2 separate regions of the Homo sapiens genome follow, and region 1 is linked to region 2. The links are chromatin contacts, found by Hi-C or POLR2A ChIA-PET in ENCODE. All regions are on one chromosome and are shown on one strand. Each heading gives the region's core, a stretch centred on a gene start or an enhancer-like site at or near the end of the contact. The rest is flanking DNA. Distances are from core to core; before and after follow the strand shown. Region 1 overlaps LINC00598 (long intergenic non-protein coding RNA 598). Region 2 has its middle 52 kb from the start of LINC00548.

Evidence for each region. Hi-C counts contacts between places; a loop is a spot of excess contacts on that map. ChIA-PET counts read pairs that join two places held with the same protein, here RNA polymerase II (POLR2A). Pooled maps may share reads with other maps.
Region 1: a pooled map shows a loop between it and region 2 (2.5-fold over the local background). The contact joins two enhancer-like sites. A Hi-C loop is called at or near these places in 1 of 168 maps with a recorded cell type or tissue (esophagus muscularis mucosa) and 4 of 50 pooled maps. POLR2A ChIA-PET finds 5 or more read pairs at or near these places in 1 of 52 experiments (T-cell).

The regions. Positions count from the first base shown.
Region 1 is chr13:40,350,362-40,354,547 of GRCh38, reverse strand. All of the region lies in intron 6 of LINC00598 (long intergenic non-protein coding RNA 598), which reads left to right. Among named protein-coding and RNA genes, the nearest start is that of LINC00598, 130 kb to the left of the region's middle. RefSeq lists an enhancer at 1,671-2,170. Within about 2 kb of position 2,092, at least 15 of the 41 ENCODE cell types and tissues checked have a DNase peak (open chromatin) inside an H3K27ac peak, as active enhancers do.
Region 2 is chr13:40,270,418-40,274,141 of GRCh38, reverse strand. No RefSeq gene overlaps it. Among named protein-coding and RNA genes, the nearest start is that of LINC00548, 52 kb to the right of the region's middle. Within about 2 kb of position 2,066, at least 23 of the 41 ENCODE cell types and tissues checked have a DNase peak (open chromatin) inside an H3K27ac peak, as active enhancers do.

The sequences.
Region 1 (4,186 bases), core at 843-3,342, 80 kb before region 2:
CGTGAGCCAATTAAGCCTCTTTTTTTTTTTTTTTTATAAATTACCCGGTCTCAGGTAGTTCTGTATAGCAATGTGAGAACAGCCTAATACAGATCTCAGAGTAAACTCACTGAGAGACTCCAGGGAAGTAGAGGACAAAAGGAAGATTTTAGGCTTGCAATTTGCACAGAGCAGAATGCATAACAATTGTTAGCTCTGGTATGCTATGGACAAGGTGACTTCTGTGTTGTATGTCACATGAAGAGTTTTCCCCCGGTTTCTGGGAAAGACGTTGCACTGAGAAAAGTATTGAAGAGAAATCTGTGCCTTTCATACCCACCTGCTACACTGACACAATAGACATCTTTTTAGAAAAGGATGAGGTATTTCTGTAGCGTCTATTAGGTGCAGAGCAATAAGGTAGGTACTTTGCAAACATCGCTTCTTGCAATTTTCAAAAATCTGCAAGGTCTGTATTGTTTTCATTCTATACATAATGAAACCAAGTCTCAGAAGCATTAAGAAATACACCCAGAATCACAAAGCTAGTAATTGGCAGAGGCAGGACTTAAAAATATGTATCATTCTTATCCCAAATCTGTGTTCTCTTGATTTACCATTGGAAATTCAATGTTTCGTTTATAAAAACATGCAATTTTAAAAATGAAATATTACTTCTTAGTTTAAAAGCAAGGTTATATGTTCAGGACCAAGAAGACATAGGCCTGAATATGTGGGAGTTATAGATAGAGGGATAAAGACCATAAAACATGCCAAATCAGGACATCAGAGATATTGATATTGATCTGATTGGCTATTATGGCTTCTTCCCTCCTCTGCGCACTCTGGTAGTTTTCTCAGGTAAGAGTTTAGAAAAACTAAAATAACATGCAGAGGGAAGACTTGGTGAATCTTATATGTAAAGTGCTTAGAACAGCACCCAGTGCAATATTGATGCCCAGTAAATGTTAGCTCTCGTCACCATCATCATCACCATCATCATCTTCACTTCCACCATCAGCTTCTGCAGGGAAGGTGAGGGTAGGAACCAGGTGGGCACCAGCAGCAGTGGGAGAGAATCACAAAGGAAAAAAGACATTGCAAAGAGCAGCCTGCAATGAAGTCATGGAAATTTTCTGAAAATTCTGGGTTGTGATTTAGAAGGCAAATATGACTTTTATCGATGGAGCTGTGTTGGAGGAATTTGCGGGGGTGGGAGTAGGAAAGTTGTAGACATCTGTAAGAGAGAAAAATGGATCAGTCACGGAGAAGTACTTGGGGAGCCCTTGTATTTCAGGAAGGGAAATACCAGCTAGGACGAGAATTTGAAATTTGGGTTCCTCTTGCTAAAATACAAACTACCTGGTCGGAAGACTCATCCAGTATCTGTCAGGGAGACTCTGGGTGGTGTATACTTGTTGCTGTACTTAAGGCAGTCCTTGGAAAAAAGCTTGGCAGGAACACTTGACAGAGATAAATCCACTGATGGAAAGTGCCAGGACAGAAGTGGATGTGGTTGCACACGTGGGGATGACTGGTGGAGGGGCAGGTGGGCTGTGAAGAGGGACCAGGCTGGGGCAGCTGTGGGCAGGCTGCCAGAAACTGATTTCCACACTGCATGAGGAAGGAATGCCAGGGGAGGGGCTGGACTACTTTTTGTAGGAGGCTAAAGGGAGACAAGGACCAGCACTGCCAACTGCCACACATCTGGGGAGATCAACAACTGGCCAGATGTTTTAGACACAACCTGTGTGGCCACCTGAGTATATGCCAGTTATCAAGACGGATGATAAACAATAGCCAACTAGGGCACTAGGCTGCGTCTTTCTGAACTCACGGGCTCTCTGTGCCACGCATGCTGATGTGTGGGACACGGAGAGATGCAAGTGACGCAATGCAAAGTGTGTGCTGTTTCCATAGCTAATTAGGAGCCTGGTGACAAAGCAGGAGCCTGGCAGAGAGGTGAGAGAGGGGGTCTGCGGGCAGCTGTTAGAGCCTGGCACTGGGTATTCTCTGCTGGGATTGATGGATTGAGGCTCCAGGGTGGAGCCATTCTAGAACGTCCTGTTCCTGTCAGATTTGCAGCAGCAGCGGGCTGGTGATGTGGCCTTCATTTAACTCTTTTGTAAGACTGGCCTTTCCAGCCTGTTTCAGCACACTAGGGCCGTGTGACAGAGAGTTCTTGGCACAATTCACAGAGGTCTCCGTACTTAACAGCCTCTCATTTTCCTACTAGTCCGAGAGAGTTTGTACTGTGAGTTTTTCAATCAGAAACAAGCAGCCCTGAGATCTGTGGCTGGCCACCAGTCCTTGGGGAAGAAGCTAGCTGCAGCCCAGCACCCTGTGCCCGCGGCAGGCAGGCTGGGGAGGATGCACATTTGTCCAGGAACAGCAGGTTTGAGGCCCTTTGGCCATCCCATTGGCCATCTCCAGTCTCAGCTGAGTAAACTCCCTTCGCCCCCATCCCAAAGTTTGAACTCAGTAACTGTTTTAATGTGAATCAACATAGGAGGAAAATAAAAAACAGCTTGCAAGTTTACACAAACAAAACTTCAGCTCACAGAAATCCAGACTAGCAGGTGCTTGGGTGGTGTACTGCAGGACACCCCAAATCACTCGCTCCTGGGTCCCTGACTGAGCATGCTTCTAGAGTCAGTGTTAGTGATGGAAGAAAGCAATAAGGGAGGGGAGAAGGTGTCTGGAATGTGAGACAGCACAGTGGAGGGTTGCTGAGGTGGAAGGAGAGAAGCAGGATGTGGGCCCCAATGGAGTAGGAAGGAGGCAGGGTCCTTGACCCCAGCAAGTGTAGGGATTGCTGATGACAAAAGAGGCCTGTGTCCTTCAGCCAGGCAGGCAGGGGAATGAGGCCTGGAGGTAGGGTAGAGGTGGCCAGGGGTTAGGACACGGAGGAGCCGTTTGGAAGTAGATTATTAACGGGATCCCAGAGCATCTGCAGGGGGAGATGGGGGGCAAGCCCAGGAAATAGAGGGCTCTAGAGTTGCCTGTACATTTAGAGGACTGATGAAATCTTGTTCGAATAAAACCACTGGGCCCCAATCTGAAGTTTCTTGCAGGATGATTAGAAAATATGGCTTAAGGGGACTTTGCCTTGAGAGGGTCCTTGATAGTTACTCTATTTTTTTTTTTTTTTTAATTCTCATTTTCTCAGGTGAGAAACTGCCTGCCAGCCAATCTGATATTGGCTGGTTCCTCCAGGTCCATATAGCATTCCCTTTTTGTATATTGAGAGCCATCTCATAAATACATTCCATGACTAGGATTATGCGTGTCCTGCTGTTTCTTTGCTTCTTGACATTCTCAGCAACTGCTCCTCTCTCTGCATTGGGCATTGTCTCCCCAAGCCCTTTAGCAGCAGCGAGACTGCAGGCCACCTTTTATGCTTATTAATTTTAGGCAAAGTTTTCAGGTTGGCCATCCTGGTGCACTGGGAGAGAAGTGAAGGATGGGAGATTTGTTAGACTCATCTGGCAAATTCCTTTTACGTTTTACATTCTCCGCAACTACGAGTTTGTTCAGAGCAAGTATTGAGCGTCAATTCCACGCAAGGTATTATTTTGGACTCTTGGGGTTATCCAGGTGAGTGCATCCCCGGAAGCCTCATTCCTCCTTCTCTGTGCAACTGGGTTTCCAGGAAGCATTCAGGGAGCTTAACATTCAGTCATGAACAATAAGGCATTTTTCTGAATAACCATGCTATAGAGCAGAATGCGATGAGTCCTCTAAGAGGTGTCTAGATTGAAATGCTTTGGGAGTTCAAAGGAGGAGAGATTTACCGTGCACGTCAGAATTGTATGGAAGCACAAGTTGTACTGAGAGAGGATAAATAACCTATTCACTTCATCGTAATACCATACATAAAATATTATTGACATGGCTGGCAACACTGTTAACACTGTTTGGGCATTGCGAAAAAGTCTGATATATAAATAACCATGGGTTCCTAGAATCACGGCATCTAGAATGTGAGCACGGCAAGCAAATTTGGAAGACATCCAGTTCAACCTCCTCATTTTGCAAATGTATAAACAGATGTCCAGATAGGTTAAGCCAATTGCTCAAGATCATAGAGCTAGTTTTGTGGCCAAGGCAGGGGCAGAAGCCAGCTCTTCTTACCCACTGTCCCCAAAGCTCATCTCACACTGGAGTTGTGACATCAGCACTATTCTGCCTCTGCTATACAACAGGC
Region 2 (3,724 bases), core at 817-3,316:
AAAAGGGCTGCGGATATGAAGACTGTATGTGAATACTTCAAAAACAGACCCGCGTTCCCCATGGCCCTCGGGTCGGGCTATGCTGCAAACATTAAATGTGCTTTGAAAACGGTCAGCTGCGCGAGTGAGGCAGAAAGGGGGCCTCGGCGCAGCTTTGTGGAAAGCTGCCTTTTGGTGCACACACACTGCCTACTGCCTGGGATTCTGACAGTCACGTAGTGCTCAGGTGGAGGTGACGCTAATGATCCAGGTGCCCTGTGCCATCACATTTGAGAAAAGTGATCTCCTTAATAAGGCAGTAAAGCGCCTCAGGATGAATGCCGCATTCAGGCCAGGGTGGGGAGCAGTTGACGGTGCTGGGAGAGCTCTTTGTTTCTCCCTGGCATGTGGCTGCACAGCCTTTGATGTTAGAATTTTGGCTCATTAATAACTAATTTACATTTCTCAGACAGCAAATTGTGATCTGACACAAATTTATAAAAGAACTCCAAATGGTGAAACTCTCTTATACAATGAGTCCTTTGTGGGCTTTTTAATTTTTTTCCCCCTAACTTAAGGAGTTTGTGATTAAAATTTTAATGCCATCATTGAAATCTCTTGGGCTACTTAAAAATAAAACACCATCTTATTTCCTTCCTCTCAGAGATCATGACAACTGGCTGTTCCTATGTGGATGCTGTAAGTGCTACAATTGCGTTTTCATCTGCTCTGAGCCTCAGATAAAATAGGATGTCCTTAGAGGGCCAGAGGAAAGCCCTGGCAAAGGAACTGGCAGTGATGGCAGGAAGGCGGAGGTGCTGGGCTCCTCAGCTTCTGCTTCTTCTTCTTCTTTTAAAAGAAACAGGTTCTCATTCTGTTGCCTAGGCTGGAGTGCAGAGGTGTGATTGTAGCTCACTGCAGCCTCAAACTCTTGGGCTCAAGCGGTCCTCCCGCTTCAACCTCCCAAGGAGCTGAGATTATAGGCACACACCACCATACCTAGATAATTTTTAAATTTTTTGTAGACAGAGGGTCTCACTACGTTGCCCAGGCTGGTCTCGAGCTCCTGGCCTCAAGAGATCCTTCTGCGTTGGCCACTGAAAGTGTTGGGATTACAGGTGTGAGCCACCAAGCCCCGCCTGTTCAGCTTCTTCATGCTTCTTTGCAGGTTACTGAGGTGGCAGATTTTGCATGAGCTCATCTCTTTGGTCTTTAGGAGTTCCAGGGGTGACTCTCACTTCTCCAGATGCCTAAAAGCCTGAATAGGTTATTTTGGCAACACAAGTGGGTGAATCAGAGCTACCAAGATAAGGGTTTTATAGATTTATATACATATATAATCTTTCTTCTTAGCTACATCTTGGAAGGCTGAATGCCTCAGGAAAAACATGATGCTTTTTCTGTGTTTTACCTCATGTTTCTTTGGGAGAATATAGAGGTCAAAGGAAGTTGCAAACTAGCTCTTAGAAGGCAAATCTAGGTACATCTTGATCTTCCACCTCCATCATTTATCTTTGCAAAAGACTCTGTCATCTTGTGTGTTGATGACTCACAGCTCGGTGGGGGAGGCAGGGCAGAGCTTCTCTCCCTGTGTGAGAAGGAGAAAATGCCATGTCTACCCAGCCACCTGAAAACACCTTCCCTGACAATAAAGGGAGGACTGTGCTCTAGGGAAAGACAGGACAGACCAGAAAAGTGGACCTGTTGGAAGCAGACAGCTGGCCGTGGGGAGAAAAGTGGGGTGGAGCCAGGGACACAAGACATTGGGTGGCTTGGCTGATTGCATCACGTCTGGCAAGAAGCTTGGTTCTACTGAGTTACTCTTTGCTTGGAGAAAATAGTTTAGGGAATAGCCATGGGCTTGTTGTGTGGAATGGAAACATACCCAGAATGAAAAGATTTTTAAATTGGCACCACTTGAGGTCAGATTTTAAATGGTCACACAGCATGAGCCAAATTGACTACATGCAGAGAAGCAACAAGCCACCCCGGTTGCTTATATTATTTTAATAACAGAAAGAATGCATTAGGAATTCCAGGCAAGACTTCCACCTGGACACAGTCCCAGATTCTAACTCATCTGTGCATGCCTTTTCAAATCAGCCTTTCACAAAGAGGCTGTTTTTCTCTGCAATCTCTTTCCTACCCATAAAGGAATCTGAGGTTCCTCCTTCCAGCTTCGGTTGTAGGAAGCAAGAACCCTGAGAGTGCTGCCTTGAGACAGGTGGCTCTGTGGAAGGCCACTAAGAAAACTGCCATGCAGTTCGGGGTGGCCTTAAATTCAAATAACAAAGCCTATCTCGGGAGGTGGCGTGAGGCATGCCTGGCCCCTTTCTCTGGCTTGGACTGGCTTGGACATGGTGGCTCCTGGAACCGAGAGAGGACTGAGTGTGGTAGTTGCTCCTGTCAGTCTCTGGGGTGGGGCCTGGGTGTCTCTGAGTGACGTTTGGCCTCCGCTAGCTCCACTCATGTGGCAGGAAGATGCCTGTAGCTCTTGCCGACCACTCTGAGCCACAAGGCAGGAAGGAAAACCGTGTGTGTGGCCTGATAATAATTAGGGTCCTTCCTTACACCTGGAACATTGCTGACACTGAAAAATGAATGCTGCTGTCATGCTTGTTAATTTTACCCTCTTGGGTCCTGAATGGCTCACTTAGCACTTGACTATTTTTCCAAGTCACAGAGACCAGACTAGATTTTTCTGGAAGGGAGTCAATTCTGTTCTCAGCCACAGATGGATCAAAAAGGAAAAATCTCATTGCTGTAAACATGTTGGAGCCTCCTGGCTGTGTTGTATTCACCTTCTTCAATCTGGGGGGAGTCTCTGGAGTCAGGTTAGGTTAGAGTCTTGACTCTACTAGCACTTGCCTCTAGTGAGCTTGGATTTGTTACTTAATATTCCTGAGCCATTTTTCCCTCATTTGTTGAAAAAAAATATAACAGTTGTTAAGAGGATTAATTGCAAAGTTCTTAGCACATGGCCTGGCACATAGGAGGTGCTCAAAGGGAGTATTGATGTAATTAAGAGACTTACCATGGAGTCAGGTTTAAGAAATCTCTGGAAGTGGAATCCTGGGAAGTGATGAAATGGGAATACCCTAAGTTGCTCCCCTGTGCCCACTTCTGGGGAGATGTCACCATTGTTATGGCACCCAAATTTCTGGGCAATTAGGGATCTGTGTTAGACCCAGATACCAACAGGAAGTGGCTCTTTCTGCTGATGGTGTTTATAACAAACCCCATGGACCAGCTCTCAAAAAGAGAACCCAGCCTCCTTAGCAAACTCAGCTGTGGAGTATAAGCTCCTCTAAGGGAAAAACCTCATTTGCTTTTGTGCACTACTTTGTCCTATGCAGAGTATGGCATATCATGGGGACTCATTTTGAGGTGAAGAAAGTGATGATGGAGGAGCACAGAGCTGAGGGCCCCATGTCGATTCCTGCGTCAAGCTGCAACTCATGTTGTGCCGAGCACAGTCAAGGGAAATGGAGCTTGCTATCACAGGATATTAATTTGGTTCTTGGGGACTTGCTTTGGGCAATTGCAGAGACACAAACTAAGATGGCTTTATTAATAGAAGAAAATGTCCTGGCACATAGACTGCTCAGGATGTAAAGAAATAAGAAACTGATCCAAGAAACAGCTGTATCTTAGCTACACTGGTTGAAGGTTATCACTAGTTTCTTAGGGGGAGAAAATTTAGGACCAGGTTCAATTGTCTAGAATATCTAGTGAAATAATAGAC